2 separate regions of the Homo sapiens genome follow, and region 2 is linked to region 1. A link is a loop called in an ENCODE intact Hi-C map of the cell type or tissue named here. Cell type or tissue: PC-9. All regions are shown on one strand. Each heading gives the region's core, and the rest is flanking DNA. Links, peaks and the distances in the headings are about the cores only.

Region 1 (12,394 bases), core at 2,549-10,548:
AGTCCCCAACTCCAAGGCCATGAACTGGTACCAGTCCATGGCCTGCCACACAGCAGGAGGTGAGCGGGAGTGAGCGAGCCTCACCACCTGAGCTCTGCCTCCTGTCAGATCGGCGGTAGCATTAGATTCTCATAGGAGTGCAAACCCTATCATGAGCTGCGCATGTGAGGGATCTAGGTTGCACATTCTTTATGAGAATCTAATGCCTGATGATCTGAGGTGGAACAGTTTCATCCCTAAATCATACCCTCCACACCCCCCAGTCTGTGGAAAAATTTGTCTTCCATGAAACCAGTCCCTGGTGTCAAAAACATTGGGGCTTGCTGGTTTAGATGACATGTTTTAGACCAGCCTACGTGTCCTCAGTTGGTTACAATTCTAAGATGAATTTTGAAAGGCTACAAAGGAAGGTAACACCTAAACAAATTTCTCCGGAATCCTCCCCGCATGTATTTTACAGCCTCTCTCCTCTAAAGAGCCATGTGGAGTTGGCTGCTTAATGAGGACTCTGAGCTGCAGGGTGAAGGTTCCAAATCCTGTGAAAAGCCCAGGGGTGGCTTCCAACCTTAAGTGCCAATGAAATGACACCAGCTGGCCTTATTGGAATCCATGGGACTCCCAAGCTGCCCAAGAGGTGGTCACTGTACCTTACAAAGGAATGCAATGGACCCGTCCCAAAGGCCTTGGGCATCAATCCCAAAAGGCAATGAACTTGAACTACACAAGCCTCCTCATTGGCTGCTGCTGTGGATGTTGTAAAAGACCCTGCCCAGTGGCTTTGGGCCTGAGTAAATTTTGGCTTGGCTGACCCAGTCCACTAAAATGAATTGGGCATGACCAAGGTGCAGGGATGCCAGCCCTTCCATTAACAGGGAAGCCATGCAGGAGCAGCAGAGAGGGTCAGCAAAGCAAGAAGGCAAACAAAGGCTCTTCTCCAAATGGGCCAGTTACAGGAAGGAGAGGAGGAAAAGGGAGAAGACAAATCTGGAGATCCTTAGGGGATGGGTTTCTTTACAAATCCATCTTCATGATTGCAACGAAGCCTAAGGAAAGGGCTCGTGATGCCACTAAGCAGATGTGAGCACAGCATATGAACACTTCCAGAACATCCACGAGCCTCAGCCTCTCACCTGTAAAATGGGGTTAACACACCTCTTTGCTCCTAATAACTACAAGGAATTACTGCAATGATCAAATGACAGGATGTGGGAGGAAACAGAAAAAAGTTTACATTGTTAAATACCCTTATAGGAACATGGGTATAATCTCATAGCACTGGCCTGGGGTCATGTGGAAGGTTGGTGAAAATGGGGGTAGAAATCAAAGGAGCCTTCAGCTTTGAATGCAATGCTTTAATTTTGTTTTAGGGTAGTGAATTCATATATAATCTCTATAATTGTAAAGGCATATATATAAGTACATTGGGCTCTTTGTTAAATGGGACAGAAAGGGTTCTCTTATAAATTCCTCTTGTAGAAAAAGACTAGAACCATACATGCTGTGTTAATAGGAGTTAATTCCAAGGGCTGTAATTGTTTTACATTGTACATCACTATACTTTAAAAAATAATAATTTAAAAGGAAGATAAGGCACTCTTCTTAGGAAAAGGTGAAAAGGTCTAGAAGATGGAGATAAATGAGAACATAGAAGAAAAGAAAGAAGGAAAAAGAAAGAGAAGAAGGGCAAGCAGGAAAGAAGGGCAAGAAAGAGAAAAAGAAAAGACGATCTCAAGTCTTTTTGTCAGAGGTGTGTAAACCTGGGCAACTGCATCTTGAATAGGAGCTGGGTAAAATAAGGCTGAAACCTACTGGGTTGCATTCCCAGATGGTTAAGGCATTCTAAATCACAGGATGAGATAGGAGGTCGGCACAAGATACAGGTCATAAAGACCTTGCTGATAAAACAGGTTGCAGTAAAGAAGCCTGCTAAAACCCACCAAAACCAAGATGGCGACGGGAGTGACCTCCGGTCATTCTCACTGCTACACTCCCACCAGCGCCATGACAGTTTACAAATGCCATGGCAACATCAGGAAGTTACCCCATATAGTCTAAAAAGGGGAGGCATGAATAATCCACCCCTCGTTTAGCAAACAATCAAGAAATAACCGTAAAAATGAGCAACCAGCAGCCCTCAGGGCTGCTCTGTCTATGGAGTAGCCATTCTTTTGTTCCTTTACTTTCTTAGTAAACTTGCTTTTGCTTTGCACTATGGACTTGCCCTGAATTCTTTCGTGTGTGAGATCCAGGAACCCTCTCTTGGGGTCTGGATTGGGACCGCTTTCCGCTTTCCTGTAATATTTTTAGAACAAAGCTGTGGCATAAATAGATGATAGAAGCAGAGATCATAATTTTCTTTAAAAGTGCTTTTGAAGTGCTATCAGTCTTCGCATGGTAAATGCACATGCCAATTTAAAACTAATCTTGCAAATATCCACCTCTTTACAAGGGGTAAGAAGGTATGTTAGAACAAACTGTTAACTGTGTTGAGGAGAACCGACTGATACATCTTCGCATGAAACCCAGTGACAAGCTCAACTCTACTGATGGAAACAAATTCAGACTCAGGATCATTCTTATGGGACTGGGGTGGCATTCACATTTGCACCAACCAAGATAGAGGAGATGTCGGGATGTTAAGAGAAAGCAGCTACAGGAACAAGACAGCGGAGACCATCTAGAAGCTCTTTAAATAACAATATAACAACATCCATTTGAACAATGTGCTAACCTCTGAGACTCTTCTAAAAGGTTTGGCAGCATCTCATTAGCCATCAGCTTCTTACTGTAGCTAGGAAAAGTAAGAAAACTACAATTCTTTTTTTCTTTAATTCTAACACATTGACTTCTATTTGAGATAGGACAGTAGGCATTAAACCTCAGCGCAGTGGGGTACCATCAGAAGGGTTTCGAGCAGAGGAGCTATGCATGGTTTATCATCTGTTCTGTGTGCCCCCACCAGATCCACTCTCTGCCCTTCTCCATCCTTCTCTCTATCCCAGGAGGCCGACCTCTATAAAGTTCATTCCCTGGGCCTTCCTGCTGTCTACATTTGAGTTGGGTTTAGTCAATGGAAGGTGCCAGAGGACATGGAAACAAGGAGAGGACAGACAGGCTGCGGTATTTATTCTTTATTCATTCATTCATTCATTCATTCTACTGCAGGCCTACTCCTTCATTGATTCCACTCAGGGGCTCCTGGCAGAGAGCCCTTTCCTACAGCCACAGCTTTTCCTGGGGACTGGTAACTCTTCCCTGTCTTTTCTGATCATACTAGCTGCAGCACAGTAGAGGGTCCAGGAGGGCAAGAATAGATTTGGGGACAGTAGTTGAAAACTGTTCTATGTCCAGGAGACAGCTGGTGATGGTTTGGTCCAGGGTTTTGTAGTCTGTAGTGGCAGAGACAGAGAGAAGTAGGTAGATTATGAAAACATTAAGGAAATAAAATCTCTCAACCCATGGTCATCGATCAGACATGAGGGTGAAGAAGACTCCTGAGTTTTAGGTCTGAGAAATCTGATGGATAATGGCCATTTGCAGAGATAAGGAGCACATGGATTCCTTAACCTCTCTCATGCAAACTTACTTCATGAGTTACTGAGTTGTGGGGAAGGACGGGAAAGATCCTCATTTTCTTTCTGCCATTCACTGTGAGATGGCAGAGGAAGCAGCACCTGGACCTGGGTAGCGGAGGGCGTTTTAGGGGGGTGTGGCTCCATGCAGTGGAAAGGACTATTTCCTTAGCATGTATTTGAATAGCAAGAGCAGCTCTAGACATCTAATCTGCATCTGCAGAAAAGTCGCATGCTATTTTTCTTACAGCTAATGAAGACAGATCAGGCAAAGCAACTTAAAAATTTCATTTTTTTTCCTAGCCCTCTTAAGTACCAGAAAAAAATAAATGTAGATATATAATTATTGTGCATTTTGAGAAAGAAAAATCTTATATGCAAAGAACGTTTTCATAAATCACGTCTATGATTTAAAAAATATGTTTTGAGCAGACACAACTGTGCTTTATTCTGCATCTGTTTCACATATACAAATGTGTCAGGTTTACATAAACCACACTGATACAGATGAAAAATAAGGGAAGAACAAGATAAAAATAGCTCTTATGGTATCAGTAACACGTCTTTTATTATTATAATATATGATAGCATTGCAATCAATCACACTCTTACACTGCATTGGCTAGTGACCTCGAATACCACAAAGGAAGAGCTAGCCAACATCCAGGAATCAATTCTTCCAGCTTAAAAAAAAAAAAATCTTCAGTATCATATATTTGGGTAGCTGGTGACTATTTCAAAATTGTGAAATGAATCAATCTCATCTCCCAAGTGTTCCCAGGTCCTGCTTTCAAATGTGTTCTTTTTACATGATACTCACCCAAGGCAGGAGTGGTGAAGGGAACGACAACCTGTCCCTTTTCTGATGCTGCTACACATAGATCATCTATAAATGCAACCACCAAACCAGCCACTGGTAGCTTCCTAGGCCTGAAAGATAACACTGCTGATTTGTACTTTTATCAATCCTTTCTCTTACTATCCTTGACTAGCTGAGCAGATTGCAGCTGGAAAACTCAACTCATTTTTTTCCTTCAACTGAAGAAATATTTAGCTTTTATATTATGATTGTAAAAGTTGTAAGCTCTCAGGAAGATTTTTAAAAAATATATGCAAACGATTCTAGTAAGTGAAACTCTGCTTTCTTACTCATTGACTAAAGGATGCATTTTTTTCTCATAAACTTGGATTATTTCTATTTCTCCTAATGCTTTAGCTTTACTTTGTGTGCCCCCATTAGCTCCAACCTTGAAGTCTACTGATCTATAAGAAGACACTCTACTGTTTCACCAAGGGCAAATTTACCTGGGGATAAAGGATTGTTCTGTAATGCAAATATTTACCCCAGATGATATAATATTTTACCAGTTTTGATTTTCAAATCTTGGGGTTGCTTAAAATTTTCCTGTCATCTTGTTGTCTCATTGTAAAGCCTTTGGCATTTTGTACATATGAATCAGAAGATTATTTTTCTCATTCCTGAAGGGTGACTCCACGTAAGCATAAGATATTCCTTTGTTGTGGCTCTGTTCTAGGTGTGACACTTATCCTTGCAGTTCTAGTTTATGTTTGTTGATTTCCCTTTGCATTTTCATGATGGTCATGTGAGGCCTCCCTGGCTAGAAAAGATGAACATTTGAACTCCCTAGCTCCTGGTTGGGCCTATTTCCTCTGACTTTTTTGTATCTACTATAGCGCAGTTCAGTAAGAAATAGGAACAATCTCATGGAGACATAAGCAGGAAAGAGAATTCTGGAGAATTCTCTTCCTTACTGCTTTCATTCCAGTCTCCCAGGGAATGCCCTCTTCCCATCTAAGAACTTACTCAAAAGGCAGTTGCTATAGAGAAAACTCCCTCCAGACCCAGCTGCTCCTGGTTTCCTATCAGTGGTTAAGAGCTCCTTCCTCCACAGTGCATTTGTAAATCACAAATGCTCTCCAGTAAGCCAGATAACAAGTTCCTGGAGGCTGAGGGGCTCTGCGCTTGTCTTCTTGAAGGGTCCTTCCTCATGATTGAATAAACATTTGGTGATTAACTGCTAGAGTTTTTATTTTGGTTTTTCCCCCTTTTAATATCTGCTCATCCATGGAAAATGTGGATAATAAATGGAAATAAAAATTTAAAAATCAACACTGAATCTCATCACCAAGATATACTACCTTGTATCCTCAGTTCTCTTATTAGGGACATTTTCACACAATAAAATACAACAAAATATTTTTTCCCCTCTGTGCCATGACATATCTATAGATATAAGGTGCCTAATTTGAGTTTGGGTCTACTGTATCTGGTTCCACTGTTAACAAGGTGAGGTCTAAGTCTACAGTGTAGCAAGATAAGTCAACAGACTGAGGAGTTCTACCAATTTCTAGTCTTTCTCCTGCTTGTGCCATCTACCATTGACTCTATGCTCCCCTAGAAAGAAAGGGAAGTCTTGAGTCTCTGAACATAAGTGAGTTTCTTTCAGTTCCCTAAACATACAATTCTCCTATTCCCTGGCTCCCAGGCTTTTGCACCTTCTATTTCCTCTGAAATGCTTTTCTCCTTTCTGATCCTCCCTCTATGCCACAGCCCCTGTGGAACTTGGCTATTTCCTGCTCAAACTTCATCCCTTCAAGATGGAGACGGGTTTCCATCTTATGTGCTTTCCTAGCACCTTATGCTTCCCCACTCAGCACGTTACATACTGATTATAACTTGGCCTATACACCAGCTTCCCTGCAAGGTTGGGACATTCATAAAGACAAGCATTATATTTTTCTTGTCCACCATTGGATTTTTAGCACAGTGCTTCTAAATGGTGGGCATTCAATAGCATTGCTAAATAAATCAATGAATGAAAGCACAGAAATAAAACAATAAAGTTGAAAGATTTTCAAAGTCTTCTTTGCTTTTCCAGGAAGGCAATAGTCATTGTGCATAAAGTATTTTTCAATTAATTTGATTTAAATGTCATCCACTCATTCCTTCTTCTTCCAGACACAGAAACCTAAGGTTTTGATTAGGAAATCATTGTTCCCTTCCTCTCAGGCCATGTGGATTAAATAAGGCTGACTCCATCCCTCACTTCCACGGGTATAAAGAAGACCCAAGTCAAATTAAAAGAGTGAGCCTTGAGATTTTTGAGGGTACTACTGGAGAAAAAGGATTTATCTTTCTATTGGGGTTGCTGAGTTGGTAGAATGAGGCCTGAAGCTGTTGATGGCCATCTTACTTCCACATAGGGAGAGCTTTCCTGAGAATGAAGACAACACAAAGAAAAGCAGAGCCAGGAATTACAGAGGTACAGTTTCATAATGTCTCCATTCAAATATGTTTTCTGAAGCAATACTACCCTTGAGCTTTTGTTACTTTTATAACTTGCGGTTATAAACCTCATTTGCTTAGTTCAATTTGACTTGAGTTTTTATAACTTGATATAGAATCTTACCCCTTTTATTCCATTCCATGCAGTATGTGTAGGAGGATTGAGGACAAGACTCCAATTAAGAGATCCTTCCTAGACTCTCTCCAGCCATTGCTCCATCCCATAAAGCCAGGAGGAAATTGATCGCTTGGCACCTACATTCACGATGACCCACTTCTCCAAAAATTTCACCATTGGATGGCCTCTCTTGTCACGACACCAAGGCCTCAGAGGTATGAAAAACACAGACCTCACCCAGAAGAAAAAGCTTATCCTCTTTCAGAACGCATGACTATATGTCAAGATAATGATCTTCAGCTCTGCTATGAGGAAACATTTACAAGCAGCCCCTCCAGAATCACAAAATCTACTTTGCCAGACATTCCTGGTCAGGGAGGGAACTGGAGAATCTCTTTCCTACATGACTTTTACATTCTTTTGGTTCTGAAATATGAAACTTACAAAATTTAAATTTCATCCCCAAATTCCTAAATGCCTGTGAGGTGGACCCACTGGGTTGACTTCTTATGGGCAGTACTGGCCCTTTGGCAAGAGCTGAGCCACCTTCAGGTGAAGCTGCTCTCTCTTTGAGAAACATGGATGTTCCACTTGGATGGGAAGCTCTGGGAAGATATTGTAAAACTTACTTAGGAAATAACCACAACCCTAATACCATGGACACACAACAGTCCACTTGGCAGAACACCTACCTGAGGAATTACAGAAAAAAACCTCCTAATATTCTGCTAAACATTTGAAAACCTAGCTCTATCCAAAAAGATCCTATGAATATATAGACACACTTTTGCACACAGACACAGACACACACACACAAACACACACGTATTTCTTCAAGCAGAGTAGAAAACGGCAAAGTGAATTTTTCTGGTCTGGGAATTTTTACAAAAATTCTTACAAAGATGTAAAAATTAAGTCCCATTCAGTTCAACTCATCCAGAATTCTCTTTATTGAAAATAAGAAATGTAGAGGAAATTAGGACTGTCCTAGAAGTCCTTGGGATACATGCACGGTTATATCCATGGGGTATTGCATCCCATATAGGAAGGATGAGAGGCATAAAAATGAAGCCAGGGCTTGGGTCCTATCCTCTTAAAGCAAATAGAAATCTCACTAGACACTTAAAAATCCACAATTCATTAATGCTCAATCAATTATTTGAGCTACAAAATGCTTTGACTGTCTGCAGGGCTATTTGCAAAATTAATGCCTCATGACTAGAGATACCCAGTATACACAATAGTCTTCTCTTAATAACCTATGAGATAACTTTAATCCCAGGAAAAGGAAGACACAAATACAGTCATGTGCCTGTGATCAAAGACAGACCGCATAGAAGATGATGATCCCATAAGATTATAATGGAGCTGAAAAATTCCCATCACCTAATGATGTCTTGATGATCCTGACCCTGTGTAGATCTCGGCTAATGTGTGCGCACGCGCGTGTGTGTGTGTGTGTGTGTTTCATAGTTTTTAACAAAAAGGTTTAAAAAGTAAAAAATATAAAAATGTTTAAAAGTAGGAAAAAGCTTTTAAACTAAGGATATAAAGAAGGAAAATTTTTGTATAACTGTACAATGTGTTTGTGTTTTAAACTATGTGGTTACAAGAGTCATAAAATTAAAAAAAGATTAAAAGTAAAATGGTTGCAGTAAGCTAAGGTTAATTTATTGAAGAAAGAAAAACATATTTCAATAAATTTAGTGTAGCCTAAGTATACATTAATAGTATTTATAAAGTCACAGTAGTGTACAGTAATGTCCTAGGCCTTCACATTCACTCACCACTCACTAACTCACCCCAAGCAACTTCCAGTCCTGCAAACTCCATGCATAATAAATTTTATACACAGGTATAATATTTTTTATCTTTTATATCATATTGTCACTATAATTTTTCTGTGTTTAGATACACAAGTACTTACCATTCTGTTACAATTGCCTACAGTATTCAGTACAGTAACATTCTATACAGGTTTGCTAGGAATAGGCTCTACCATATAGCCTAGGTGTGTAGTAGGCTATACCTTCTAGGTTTGTGTAAGTACACTCTATGTCATTTGCACAATGATGAAATTGCCTATCGATGCATTTGGCAGAATGTATTAAGCAACGCATAACTGCGTATGAAATCATTAATGACTATGCACTTAAGTCTCTCTTCCTCCTTCCATGAAACCCATTGGGGCTGCATGTGTGATTAAACCATACCACCTCTGTTCCCAGGTCTCATGGCATGGTGGTACCTAGGCATGGCATGCCTAGTGGTTAGAAGCCTAGTTCCTAACTAGGATTTGGATCCCAGTTCTGCTGTTTGTCACCTGTGTGCACTTGAGAAAATCACTTAACTTTCCTAATTCTTGGCTACCTTTTTGCATAATGATGTTGTTAATAATAGTACTTGTCTATTAGGATTGCTGACAGTGTTACATGGGATAGTGTCTATAAATTGCCAGCATTACCATTAACTTCTAAATGGTGGCTTTGTTGAGGAGTATCTTCTTGGAACTGATGTTCTCAAGGACACTGGGGAGAAAAGGCTGGTCTTAGCCACCTGATGTTCTCTCCCAACGTTAGGAGTGGAGACATTTCCAGACAGATCTGATGCTATTTTCACTGGGCTGGAATGGAATGTACCTGAACATGGAATCTTTGAAAATGACAAACCAGGAATAAGAAGAGACATGATAAGAAGCTATAAGCCAGCAGGGCTGCTCTCAGAGGGCTGAGAGCTTCGCAGGAGAGGGGCCAGATCTGTTTGGCCCACCACTGTTTCTGTGGTACCCTGAACAGTGCCTATCACAAACTGGGGCTTGATCAATATTTGTTAAGCAAGGGAGGAAAAGAACAAGCAAGTGATTACTGATCAAATGCTAGTCTCCATCAGGGCCACATCCTGGAAAGTCTTGGCAATGCCACCAGTGAACACAGGCAGGGTTAAATGCCACTTTGCCTCAGCACCACAGAGGGACATTGAGGGTGACAAGTTACCTTGTTAATTAGAGCCCCTCGCTTTGTCCTGACTGGGTGGGTGAATAATAATGCAACAAGAACTTTAACAAATAAACTCACTGCAGGTCTCAGGAGTCACCACAGCACAGTCATCACTTTCTATATATTTTCATTTATAATGATTTCCACTGGCTAATGCCCAAATAAAGGAAAAACAAATACCTAGCAGTCAACAGTTTTGTAGCACGTGGCAGACATTTCTAATCCATTATGACACTGTATTTTTCTTTGGCTTAGTCTCAGACACTTTCTCAATGTGACATTCCAGAGAGCCACGAGCAATCAACTGGAGCTGGCCTTTGAGGTGGGGACATTCTGTCATCTTTCTTCTCTATGGGTTTCCTTTTACACCATTGTAATAGTCATTTGTTATCTTTCCTCTGCAGCATCCACTCTTCCTTTCTATGATAACATCCTAATTTTCATTTGAGGACCACTTCTCTTCCCTTCCTTATTGTCAACCAGTGACACTGACTCCCTACCCGAGTCTGGGGCTACAGCGCATGACCAGTTGGCTTCCTCCACTCCCCTAGCCCCCGGGATTGGTTCGAGGATGGGATGAGTCAGGCCAATCCAAGCCAATGCTCTTGGATTTTTGTTGAGCTGGTAGGGAAACTCACCCTCATTCTGGACGTGTCATAATCATGAGAACTTAGAGTAGCCAGTCAAACACCAAGGAGACTGGGAATGAAACCAACGAGGCAGCAGGCAGAGCAGAGGGATGGGGAGAAGCGAATTCTAGTGATATCATTTAAGTCCCTGGATCCAGTCATAACTGAAGTTAGATATTCCTGGACTCAAGGGTTATAAGTAAAAATGCCTTTTTTTTTTTTTTTTGGCTTCAACTGGTCTGAACTGGATGTTCTACAATCTGAAACCACGAGAATAAGACTTAAAGAAATATCTATTCTGGAACATTTCTCCAATTCTTCCAAGTTGTGGGTCCTGGGAAAAGACCCTGGAACTCCCCCTGCCACACACACACACACACACACACACACACACACACACACACACACACACACTCTCTCTTTGGCAACTTCGACTTGGCCTAGCTGAGGAAACTAGGCCGTCAGGGGAGGCCATCTCCTCCCAGGAGCGGGGGAGGGCACCATCTAATGCACAGAGGTGATGTCCAGATCCACAGAGGTGGATTGGGCCTCATAAGCCTGGAGTCTGACTAGGCATCTACAGCTGGGATTTCCTCCCCATCCTCCTGGCCACATGAATGTCATCGGTGCTTAGAAATTCCACCTTCCAGAAATATCGTTTCTAAATCTGCCAACTCCGACTATTTAAAATTCTTCAACTAAACCCTTTGGGAAAGTGAGAGCAGAGCTAAACCTCAACTCTACATCCTGAACTACACCCATGAGCAAGCAGCATTAGCCCATTTCCTTCTCATTTGTTCATTTCTCATATATTCAGAAAATACTTTTCAGTGCCTCTGGGAGTCAAGCACTGGTCTCACTGTTTAGAAGATATCAGTGGGCAAAATAAAGCCTCTGCCTCATGGAGCTTACGTTCTAGAGACAGAGATAGGCAAACAACAATAAACATGACAATAATTCCATTATGTAGAGTATTGGAAGGTGACGAGTGTCACCGGAAAAAACAGAACAGGCTAAGAGCCATCGATGATGCAGTTTTAACCTTTTAAACAAGATGTCAAGGTGGGCTTCCCTGGCAGTGTGACACTGGATTCTAACCTGAAGGACTGATGCATGCAGAAAGTCAGGTCACCCAGGCAGAAAGGGGCCAGTTTCTTAGAACTGTATCCCAAGTTCTTGAACTTCTGAACTTCACACTTTGTTTCTATCAGCCAGTATTTGTCAGCAGTTCAGGGCTATATCTAAATACAGACCAGTTCAACTCAATTTTTTTTTTTATGCTTTAAGTGTTTAGGGAGGGGAAAGGTGAAAACTGCTTAATTTGGCCTCGAGCAGCTGGGGAGTGAGGCTGGTGGGAGGCATGCCAACCTCGCAGTTTGCCTTAATGCCGCCCTGCTGGGCATCGATTCCATAAATGTCTAGAAAACAGTCAGTACTAAAGGATTCTGACAAATGAGGGAGCCAGCAGCAACACCTAATAGGAATTTTTTTTTCTGTATTTTCTATATTTTCTTTCTCAGTAGCAGCTGGAGACGCTGCCTCTGTCAGGGCCAGAGACTGGCAGATCCTGGAGTCCTGGGCCTGGGGATGCCCACTGGGAAGGGACCTCCTTGGCACTCAGTGGCCAGAGGGCAGGGGTTCTGTGAGCTGGGCATCCTTCCCATGTGTGTTTAGGCTTTTTCATTCCTGAGCTGTCCTCCCTCTGGCCCTCCTACTTGACAGAGATTTATGTGCCCGCGTCACACTCACTCCTTAAAGGATTTATGGATCCT
Region 2 (12,394 bases), core at 1,671-9,670, 53 kb after region 1:
TAAGGGAAGGGGAGCTCCCCAAAGGAAAATTCAGTGCTATTCGTAAAAGAAATGGCCATGGAGGCAAGAAAGTACAAACAACCGACATTGACCATAATAAAGATACCAAATAATTATTGGGTACCTACTATGTGCTATACACCCAACTAAGTACACATTTGACACAGATTGTCCCATTTAGTAATAATAAGAAGACTCTATGATTATCCTTATCTTGCAGCTGAAGAAATTGAGGTCGAAGAAGATTACATAGTTTCTGTATGTATCATAGGTGAGTGGGAGGGTTGGGATTCACCTAATCCATATGACTTTAAATTCCACTCTCTCAGTCACTGTACTTACAACCCACCAAAACCTCCACATCACTGCCTTGTTATTGATATTACAGGTACATCCTCTAAGTTGGAATGGCAAAGATAACATCACGATCAAGTCAAACACCTTCACCCCATCATGCCTCATTAAATGGCCACCCAGCCAAGTCAGGGATTATTCAATATGGCAAGGGTTAAACACAGCCACATTCAGAGAAACAGACTGGAAAGATTCAAATAAAAAGACTTGGGAATAAGACCAAATTTCATCTCCATTCTGTTATCAGAAAGAGAAGTAGGGCCAAGATGTGTGATTGCTGGAGTCCACAGAAACCCTAAACAATTTTCTAAATGCTTCTCCTCCTGGTTCCAGTCTGGGTGTATTTCATGGAAAGACAATCCGTCTGTTTCTAATCCACTTACATTTAATTTATGAAAACATTTCGGGCCAGACTATTTGAATCCCCCAATGCATTATGGGTCTATTTTACAAGACTTTTTAAAGTCTATTTCCTTTGAACAAAGAAGTCCTATTTTGCCTGGAGTGGTTTGACCAAAACCTCAAAAAAAGTAAAATTGCTTCTAAATTTAGAACCAAAGATGCTTAAGTCCATTCTATATAAACACTCTACTCCCAGGCACCTTGAACACACTCAGGCTGCCAAACCACAGCTGGAAGTTGTCTGGACCCCATTCTCAAATGTTGACCACCAAACAAAGAGAGATAGCATGATCTAAAATAGCTGAGTGGTGTGGAGAGGGTTAAAGCTAGAAGACAGGAGCACTCACCACTCACTAGCTCCATCCTCCACCTATTCACTGCCCCTCTCTGGGCCTTGGTATTCCCTTCTTTAAATACAGATATTGTTTACATATAGTCCACAGGGGTGTCCAAAGACCAAGAGTGATAATATATGTAAAAGTTTGACCAAAGATAAAGGATAATTTCCATTATTATTATGACTACTAGTTATCCAATAAAAAAAAATTAATTGGCATGGCCAGGGCCTTAACCAAAATTAAGAAGATGAATTTTTCCAGTTTACAACAAAGATTGGCCATGCCAAAAAGATTTGCTGAACTATCTCAGTTTACAGATGTCAGCAAAACTCAACTCTTGGGGTGTAGTTGATGTGCCTATCACTATGGAAATGGGTTGACACGAGAACATGCGTTTGTGTGTTCAAGAGTCTAAAATAGTCACAGCATAAATTGTGAACAAATTATCCAAATAAATCTGACTCCTGCCCCTCAAGCCCAGTAATAAATATCTGCATTAGGCATGGCTTACACAAAACCTTTCCTTGAATTTGATCATGATGTAATTTTTATTGCAGGCTCAAATAGGGAAGGTTAATGATACAGCAAATGTGAAGGGAAAGAAGCTAATTTGGGTGAAACATTAACTTGTTCAACTTTCAGACCACAGCAGAAAATATGACGGTTAATTTCACATCTTTGTATGGAATAAAACACAGAACCGTAATGGTTTCAAAATGAACTAGCAAATGAAGAATTAAGTCTTCCAAAAACTCAAAAACAATTTGCTCATTTTATTAAAAATGTATAGCCACATATATTACTCACTGACTCAAGTGACATATTTTCCTGTCGGGAGAACCGAATTGTGAGAATCGCATTTGTCTCCCAATGTATTCTATGGGACAATGCCAAAATGCAAGCTCCCAGGCAGGAAACTTCATATCCATAGTAGATTTTCCACATGTCACTGTGAGTTGAAAGCAGCTCCCAAAAGAGGCAACGTTTGCTCCCTGGGATCACTAAAGACAACAATAGTGCCAAAGGGGGGTTTTTTGAGGAAGAGTCTCCGACACCAACTTTTTTAAGACATGGAACTGAGACCAGCTGGTGAGGGGCAGGGCAGGCAGTGATATTTTATTCTAAAGAGTTTGAATACAGATAATCAAAGTAAAACCAGGAATCCCTTCCTCAGATAGCAGATATCTGAGCCTCAGATAGCTGAGCAAACATAGGCCCTTTCTACCAGTGCACTAAACCAGCGTCAGCAAACTTTTTCTTAAAGGCTGGAGAGTAAGTATGTTACGCTTTATGGGTAAGAGGCAAATGGAGGATATTATATGGTTACTTCTCAATCAATAAGGATTCCGAATATAAAAGCTGTTCTTCCTGTGCACTTATAAAAACAGGCATCAGGACGGACTTGGCCCACGGCCGTAGTTTACCATGCCCAAAGTGAAAGTTAATAGGCAAATTCTGAAATCTCGACTTCTAAGGCCACTTGATGTGATAGGATAAGGTTTTGAAATACTTTCTATTTTTTTTCCTTTCCTCCTCATTATTCTCTTGGCCTTCTCTCCATCCAAGTAAGGCCACCCTGAGTTCACTGCATCAGGACAAGATAAGTCAACAGCGAAAGGAACAAGAATCTCTTCCTGTCTTTTGAAGTCTAAAAAATGACATCTTTAGTTCTCTTCAGTGTGGGGAGATGAAAGAGGAAAGGATTCCTGTGTAACGATAGATGTGGGAGAAGAGGTGATGGATCACATTAGCAGCTACCAAGGCCTCAGCAGGTGGATGGCAAGGGTGGATGGCAGACCTGAATGTGGATATATGGATACGTGGGTAGCGATGCATCATTACAAAGCAGGCCCAGCACCCTTTTTCCTGCCCATCCCAGGCTGAGTGCCAGCATAGTGAGAAGAAACCTCAGACCCCTTGATTCAGAAACTGAGTATGGTTGATGGCTGACGTGCAGGGCCTAAGAAGAGATGAGTCCTAGGCCCCAGATTCTGTGTGGAGGCCCAGAAAAACAATAGGACCCCAGAGAAAAGTGACTTTTTAGCGAGCTGGGTAAACCAAGCCTAAGACAACTTCACAGAACACCCTCCATCCCAGGACACAAAAATAGTGACAAGATCCCACATCCTTAGAGAGTAGCAGGGACATGGCCAGTAGCTAAAGGAGAGAGAACTGCATGTAAAAGGAACTTGCAAATGGTAAGAGGAGATGACTTAGCAGCAAGCGCTGAGGACCCAGGACTTATGAACAGATGAGATGAGGGACAGATACCAGCATGCCAGCAGAAGGATGATAATTAAAGACCAGAGGATAGGTGGTAGCACTGGGACATGATCAAGAAAGGACCCCATGGCACTACCCATGCCTTCGCCCTCTGCTGCCTTCCAGAATTTGGCACAGCTCCCAGGGGAGAAGCTGATGATGTGTTGTTGCCACAAGGCAAAAATGGCTTGATTCAGAAACTGATCACGGTTGATAGTTGTTTATAGCCAATGTCTTACATACCTGGGTTTGAGTAGTGAGATTCCTAACAAAAAAAAAAAAGTAGCTCCAAAAAAAAAAAAAAAAAAAAAAAAAGGCAATTATCTGGGATGAGATCTAGCCCTCCTACTAACTAGCTGTGTGTCTTTAATAAACTGACCCTATTGAGCCCTAGCTTCCTGATGTGTCAAAGAAGGAACTGTTCAGATAATGGATGGAAAATAGGTTTCTTCTTTAGAAGCCACATTTGATAAATCAGCAGCTGTTAACTCAAGCATCGGATTGAAGACGGCTCTGAGTTTGCCTTTGGGTTCTTCAAGAAAGGATGCCACCATTGATTACTGCTTCCCAGGGGTACCAAGAGAAGGGGAAGGAATGGTGGCAGACACAACATGTTTTTCCTGCTTGTGGGTAGCTACATGATCTCTGAGGTCCCCTTTAATTCAGAAAGTCAGCAGTCTTTCAAATGCCTGGCACTCAGGAATCAGCAGACATTTTTCCTGAGAAAAATCTTCACTGAAAGTCCAGCTTGCTGGGTGGAGCCAGTCTTGGCAAAGACTGGGCTCAGATTGGTAAAGATGGCCTAGGGGAGGAGACCAAGCAGACCTGCACACTCACTTCTCCATGTCAAAATCTCACATGAAGTGGAATGAGCACTGAATATCGAGACTACCCCTTCAAAGCCGGGGGTCGCCTGGCTTCTCTGGGCCTAACTATGCTTATAGGACACAGTCCCAGGCAGTGTTGGGAGGACCAACAAAACAGCAAATGCAGAATGCACTCAGCACACAGCAGGCACTCAATAATTGCTCATTTCTCTCCTTCATGCATGGAGGACTGTATTCACCAACAAGATGGCAGTCTATGGGAAAATTCTTTCTCTGTATTTCCCTGTCATGAGGAATGTGACAATTGCCTCGTCCTTGGAATAATTCTGTTTCAGGCTTTCAAAGTACAGAAAGTTTAAAGCAGTATCAAAAAAGAAAGTTGGCCTTGGGCCACCACATAAGACTTCTAGAAAAGCAAATTGCCCGGCGCTGGGCTGCACCAAAGGAATCAGAATCCCTGGGAGTGGGGCCTGGGAAACTGCATGCCACCACAATTCTAATACTCAATAATGCTCAAGGCTACTGGTTCAAAAGGCACTTATGAAAGATCCCTAAAGCCCCAGCCACAAGGCTCATCCCTTCACCTTCTCAAAGAAGGTGACCACCCTGTTTAACACAGCAGCCTTGTTCCACCCAGCCCTCCCTGTCTCCTTCCCTTATTTTAATTTTTTCCCATAATACTTTCCACTCACACTGCCATCCATGCATTTTACTCATTTATCTATTCTTGTCCTCCCCTTCCCTCCCCATCTCCACAAAGGAGAGTCTGGTTGTTTTGTTCATTGCTACCTCCGAGAGCCTAGACTAGTGCCTGGCACACAATGGGCACTTGGTAAATATTCCTAGAGTGGTCTTTGCTGCATCCCATGCTCTCATTTTACCTCAGAGGACCCTAAAAGGGAAGGTCAAAGAGATGAAAAAGATACCAGTTTATGGAGGGTTATGTAATGATATGACTGAAAAAACACTAATCTAGAAATTGTAAATACTAAGTCCCCATGACCTTTCAAGATAAGAAGGAAGCAGATGATTCCCTTGAAGTTCCCTTCAACCTTGGTCATTTTCCCAGCTAAATGGTTAATCTATAGCCTCAGTTTTCAGCTGCTCAGTTCAGCAGGGGTTGAGACATGGCCTAAGTCCAGGACTAGAGGGATGGCTTGAGCTTCCTGTCTGAGTCAGTCAGTCACAGTGGCCTGAGCATCTGCTCTGCCCCCAGCTCCCAGCTCCAGTTCAGGCTGCATTGGTCTGCTCGCTTCCTGGCTGATGCCCTTACCAGCCAAGACCAAGCTGGGCACCACCCTTGCTTGCCTCCAAAAAAAATGAGGGTGTGGTTCTAGGCATCTGGAGATGAGGGGGGAGGCTGCTGTTTAACAAAAGAGACACATCATTATTTTCTTGCACCAGGATCATGTTTCATTTAGCTGACTTGGCTCGACATTTAAACAGCATCCCCCAGGCAAATAATACAATTAAGCAAATGGAGAGGAGATTTAGTAACAATAAATTCCACAGAACTAGTCATTCTTTTGCGTTCAGTTTTAAAAGGAGCTAAGCATTTAGAAGGATCAATCATGCAGAATCTCATGGGTTCAAACATTATATAGAAACTGCTAGGAAAATCTGATGGGAATTTGACATCACACACACACACACTCACACACACACACACACACACACACACTTACTCATGGGTTAGGCCTATAAATTTTATTTTTTTTTTACAACCTAATAATGAAAAGACAATTACAAAAATAGGCTTAGGATGCATACGGAAGAATTTAGGCCAAAATGGAAAATAAACTACAGAAATTAAATCTATTTAAGAGCCAGTCAGGGCGGAAGAAGAGCCGTTAGGAGCAGAGTTATGTGTTAGAGCAGGTAAAGTAATGCATTGGGAACCAAGAGATTTGAATCCAGCTCTACCATGCATATTCGGTGTAACCTTAGGCAAGACAAATAACTTTGTGAGCTTCTATTTCTCTACATGTAAAACAAGTTGTTTGAACCCCACTGTCACCATTTTTTTTTTTACCATCTCCAAGTACCATCTGTATTGCTATTTACTATTTTCCTTTAAGTCAACTTTTCTTTATTTGAACATGGGTACATACTCTGTGTAAGGAAGTGAGTATTTATTACACTATTTGTTGTATTTGCTAGAACTTGTACATCTCATAATGAATATATTTACTTAGAAAGGAAACTACCTCATTAATATAAAAGGAAAGCTGGAATCACTGGTCTTAAAGTAGAAGGTAATGACAAAAATAAGTACAATGGACTCCTGCTTTTATTCATGGCAACTAGTTTGCTTTAGACTAACCCCTTTGCCAAGAACAACTTTAAAAGCTAGATAAAATACATAAAATAGAAAAATAAAAAATGAGAAAACCTCTGATGGAAGACATTCAGGGAATACTAACGCAACTAAGAGCCAAGAGAGAAGTAAAGCACACTGAGATAAATCTAGTGTTTCACAGCACTTTTTCTCTAGGCGTTTGCTGATTTGTAAAACCTCATAGAATCCAGAAGCTCAAAAGTCAAGAGTCTGATGATAACTAAAATTGAGGCTTTAGGTCCACCAAGGGGCGTGAGTTGGGGGAGGCCTGGTATAGACTTCAAACTTCCAGCTGAGATCATGAATGGGCTACACATTAGAAGTGAGGGTGAGGCAGAAGTAGCTCAACTCTTACAAAGATTAAAACCTTATTTTAAGCAAGCTCAAACCAAGATGAAACAAAGTGACCTACCAGTATCAAAACACATAACAGTAGCCAAGTAAATTTAATTTTCTCTGGAAGAAGATAACAGAATCCAGAGCTTCAAATGGGCTCTATAATTTGTCATACATTTGTTCAGCATTTATCAAAAATTACCAAGCATGCCAAGGGACATAACCAAATAACCAAAAACCAAGAAGAAAAAAACCCAGACCCATATGTGATCCAGATATTGGAATTACTAGAGGCAAACTTGAAAATATCCATGATTAATAAGTTTAAGAAAGTAGATGACATGATGGAGAATTTCATGAGAACTGGTATTTTTATAAAACAAGAAATTGAAATTCTAGAAATGAATATGCAATAACTGAAAAATTAGAACTCAACAGTTGGGTTTATGGCAGATTAGACAATGCAGAAAAGAAGATCTGTAAACTGGAATATAGGTCAGCAGAAGATTGAGCATGAAGACGAAAATATTGTAGAAAATGCACAAAAGAGCATAAGAGAGACGTGGGACTTGGTGAAAAGTCTTAACATGTATGCAGTTTGAGATCCTGAAAGAGAAAAAAGAATTGAGGAGATGCAATACTTGAATAGGTATTCACTGAAATGCTTTTTCACAACTAAGCAAAGACATCAAGCTAAAGATTCAAAAATCTTTACAACCTCAAATAGGATAAAGAAAACCACAACGAGGCACATCATAGTCAAGCTACTTAAAAAACAAAGACAAATATATCACAAAAGCAGCCAAAGAAAAGAAACATATTATCTTCAAAAGAATAAAAGTAATGATGGAAGCTGAGGTTTAAACAAAAATGATGGAAGCCAAGAAACAACAAAATGACATATTCAACGTGCTGAAAGCAAATGATTGTCAACTTAGAACTCTATACTCAGTGAAAACATTTTTCAAAAATGTATGTAAAATAAAAGCATTTTTAAACAAAAACTGAGATAATTAATATCCAACAGACATGCTCTTTGAGAAATATTAAAGAGAATTCTTGGAGCAGAAGAAAAATTAGGCCCAATGGAAGCATGGAAATGCAGTCAAGAATAAAGATGGTAGAAAGTGCAAATATTTGGGTAAAATTAAATAAATATTGGCTGCACAAAACAACAACTTCTTGTGCCATGTGAAATATATGTAAAAATAGGTGCAACAATCACACGAGAATTTGGAGTTAAAGTATCCTGAGGGCCTTATGTTGTTCACAAAGTAGTAAGAGGACCATCATCATACTCTAATAAGATAAGAATGCATGTTTAATTGCTAGCATAACCACTAAAAGTAGAACAAAAAAGAATGTTTTCTAGCAAGCTAGGAAAAGGAAAAAAGGGAATAAATTAATTCAAAGGAAGTCACAAAAGAAAGTTAAAATAGAAGAAAATTGTGAGATAGTAGACTTAACTACTAAATACTAATTCAAAGACAAGATGTCCAACTGAATTATTTTTTAAAAAAACTATATGCTGTTTGGAAATGACGCATCTTAGGCTGGGCATGGTGGTTCATGCCTGTAATCCCAGCACTTTGGGAGGCCGAAGCAGGCGAACCACTTGAGGTCAGGAGTTTGAGACTAGCCTGGACAACATGATGAAACCCTGTCTCTACTGAAAAAAACAAAAATTAGCTGAGCATGGTGGTGTGCAGTTGTAGTCCCAGCTACTTGGGTGGCTGAGGCACGAGAATCGCTTGAACCCTGGAGGCAGAGGTTGCAGTGAGCTGATCACACCACTGTACTCCAGCCTGGGCAACAGAGCAAGACTCTGTCTCACAAAAAAAAAAAAAGTAAAAAACCATATACCATGGACACATTGATCAAAAGAAAGCAAGTATAGCTAAAGAATAATATGCCAAGCAGACTTTAAGGTAGGAAGCATAACTAGAGTTAGACAGGGACTTTTGATAACACTGAGAGAGTTAATTCTTTAGGAAGATTCAATAATTCTAAAAGTATATGCCTAATAAAACTCAAAAATATACAAAACAAACATTGATAGAAATATTAATAAAAGGTATAATACTCAAACCTACAATCACAGTGGGAGATTTTGTCATACTTTTTCAGTAAATGATATAATACACAGAGAAAAACTCAATAAAGATATTGAAGATATGAACAACATAAATAACAAACACCATTTACACATACACACACACACAAACTTGGCCCACACTTGACAACTATACATGTTTTTTCAACTACACGTGGAACATTTACTAAAATTGACCCTTTGTTGGGCCATATCAAAGCAAATATCAAAGAATTGAAATCATACGGAGTGTATTCATTTTTTCTTGCTGCTGTAACAAATTATCACAAACTTCATGGCACAAAAAAACACAAATGTATTATCCTACAACTTTGTAGCTTAGAAATCCGGCACGGAAAAAATTAAATTACACAAACAATTCCATTTATAATGGTATAAAAATAATTAAACAAATGTATCCAAGAAGTACAAAACTTTTACACAAAACACTACCAAACATTTCTAAAAGAAGATCAAAATAAATGTGAAGACATCTAGGTTTATGGACTGAAGGATTCAATACTGTTAAGATTACCATACTCCCCAGGTTGATCTATAGATTAAATGTAATTCTTATAAAAATTCCAACTACCTTTCTTGCAGAAATGGACATGTTGATCCTAGAAGTTATATGGAAATGCAAGGGACCCTGAATAGTCAAAACAGTCTTCAAAAAGAACAAAACTGGAAAACTCACATGTCCCAATTTCAAAGCTTATTACAAAGCTACATGAATTAAAACAGCATGGTACTTGCATAAGGATAGACATATAGACCAATGGGATAAAACTGAGAGTCCGGAAATAAACCCATATACCTATGATCAGTTGATTTTCAGCAAGTCTTTCAACTAATGGTGCGGGGACAACTGACTATCCATATGTGAAGGAATGAATTTGGATATGTACCTGACACCTTATATAAAAATTAACTCATAATGGATCAAAGATCTAAATGCTAGAACTATGAAGCCCCTAGAAAGAAACACAGGCATAATTCTTAAATATGACACCAAAAACATAAACAAGAAAAGGAAAAACAGATTAAGTTGGACTTCAAAAATAAAACCTTTTGTGCATCAAAGGATGTTATCAGGAAAATGAAAAGACAACCCACAGAATTGGGGAAAACATTTGCAAATTATATATCTGATAAGGACCTAGTATCCAGATAAAAGAACTCTTATAACAATAAAAAGAAAAACGAACCAAAAAATTGGCAAATAATTTGAATAGTCATTGCTCCAAAGAAGACGTGCAAATGGGTAATAATGTACATGAAAATATGTTCAACACTAGTAGTGATTAGGGTAATGTAGTATTAGTTCAAGGTGAGATAGCAGACCAACAGAACAACATTTTTGAAAGCCCAGAAACAAACCTAGAAACATAAAGAACTCCCCACAAAGAAAACAAATGACAAATTGGACCACAGTAATACCAAAAAGCAAGCCATGAAGTTGAAAGTATTTATAGCAAAATTAACTGACATAGAACCAGAATTTAGCATATATAAAGAACTTGTAACAAGTGAATTTTTTTTTAAAAGACTGACAACCTAATAGAAAAATAGCAAAAGGCTTTATCAGGTATTTCAAAAAGAGGATATCTAAATGACCAATAAACAGAAAAAAGGGACACTTTATTCCATTAATCACCAGGAAAATCCAAATCAAAATCACAATGAGATATAATGACACACCTACAAGAATGGCTAAACACTGTGTACCTCACAAAAATACACAGATGTATATACTCAAAGATCTGTATAAGAATGTTTGTAGTCACATATAACTGCTAAGCAAAAACTAGAAACACCGTCTACCCACCAGAGAATGGGTAAATTGTGATATGTTAATACAATGGAATAATATACAGCAGTGAAAAAGAACGTCATATAAACAACACAGATGAAACTCAAGTATAAGCTAGTCCACAAGAAGTCGACACAAAAGAATTCATACTAAATGGTTTTATTTACATAAATTTCAAAACTGGCAAAGCCTATTTAAGGTGTCAGAAGTTAGAATAATGGTGTTCTTTTTTGGGAACAGGGAGGTGGAGAGACATTAGTTACAGAGAAGGGGACTTCTGAAATACTTTAATACTTTATGTCTTGACCTGAGTGATAGTTACACATATGTTTGCTTTCTGAAAAATCATCAAGTCATATACTTCTATGTACTTTTCAGTCTCAATGTATACTTCAATAAATAAGTTTTTTAAAAATCAAACACAAAAGAATATTTGCAATCATCCTAATGCTTTTGGTGAATTATTTGAATCAAATGTTATAGTCATTTGGTATACTCCACTAATATGAATCTTAAAAAATAAATGTGAGTTAACAAATAAATATGCTTTAGGAAAAAATGTATTAGTGAATTCAAAACCACGTATTCCATTCTTGCAAGATCCTATTGGCCTGCTGCAGCTCTGGGCCCAAGGCCTGATCTCTCTTGCTTAAAAGAGAAATAAGGAAGTGTTCAAGAAGTGCTTAAGATTTACCAGCAAGCTGATATTGTGTCTTGATATATAATGAAAATAGGATAGAAAAGGAAATTGCTTTCTCAAAATGTGATCTAATATCCATTACTATGTATCATCTGCAATCCCTTGGCTAAGTCCAGGGACCTCCCCTACACCATAGGACATACTGGCTTATTTATCTCCAAGTTTCTTCCCAGCTGACCATCTGTGACTTGCTAATAGAAGGCTCTTCACACTCAGTGAGAACTAAAATAGTCCTTCACTTAGAAATGGTTTTAAAAAGGAAAATTGAGTCAAGTCCTTTCATTACAGGATTTGCTAAAATGGGTAGGCATCTTCTATATACCACCAATGATATAATGACCACCCGTCTCCTTGTGCAACAGGCCTGACCTTGAGAAGAGAGAGCTCCATTCTAACAGGGTTCCCTGTCCCGCCTCACATCCAAGTTATCAGCAAAGCCATCAGCTTTCCTTTCAAAATATATCCCAAATCCAACTACTTCTCACTATCTTCTAAGTCACAATCATCTCTCACCTTCACAATCATCTCTCACCTGGTGGCCTCCTGACTGCTCTCTCCACTTCCACCCTTGTCCTTCCATGTTTTCTCAACAGAGCAGCCAGAATGATTCGGTCAAACCTTAAGTCAGACCTTAGCACTCCTCTGCTCAAAACTCTCCCAACTTATGCAGAGAAAAGGCCCACACATATCTTTACCATGGCCCATACCAGGCCCTCCAGGACCTGACAGCCCATGACTCCAGCTCACTCCTTATGGCCACAGGGGTCACATAGATCATTTTCAACCATTCTAAACCTGCTTCCACCTCAGGGCCTTTGCACTTGCTGTTTCTTCTGCTGGGACTCTCCACGTTAGACACCCCTGGCTCACTCTTTCATTCACCTCAAGTCTTTACTGAAAGTTCATCTTACTAATGAATCCATCCCTCACCC

The links. Peaks named below come from ENCODE experiments on the same cell type or tissue, not always from the same donor. Only the 100,000 strongest peaks of a DNase experiment are listed, where the experiment ranks them.
Region 2: a loop joins it to region 1, with 6 times the contacts of the local background. A loop is called at or near these places in 2 of 110 quality-filtered maps.

What each region holds. Positions count from the first base shown.
Region 1 is chr3:55,357,327-55,369,720 of GRCh38, forward strand. It overlaps LOC124909383 (a long non-coding RNA gene), which reads right to left and starts at 10,818. Exons shown (of 2, transcript XR_007095918.1): 1 at 10,174-10,818; 2 at 3,117-3,389. In PC-9, for the core only: no CTCF peak of the experiment used is centred there; DNase peaks (open chromatin) are centred at 5,065 and 7,315; H3K27ac peaks cover 2,743 bases.
Region 2 is chr3:55,411,108-55,423,501 of GRCh38, forward strand. No RefSeq gene overlaps it. Among named protein-coding and RNA genes, the nearest start is that of WNT5A, 70 kb to the right of the region's middle. In PC-9, for the core only: no CTCF peak of the experiment used is centred there; a DNase peak (open chromatin) is centred at 5,504; H3K27ac peaks cover 1,784 bases.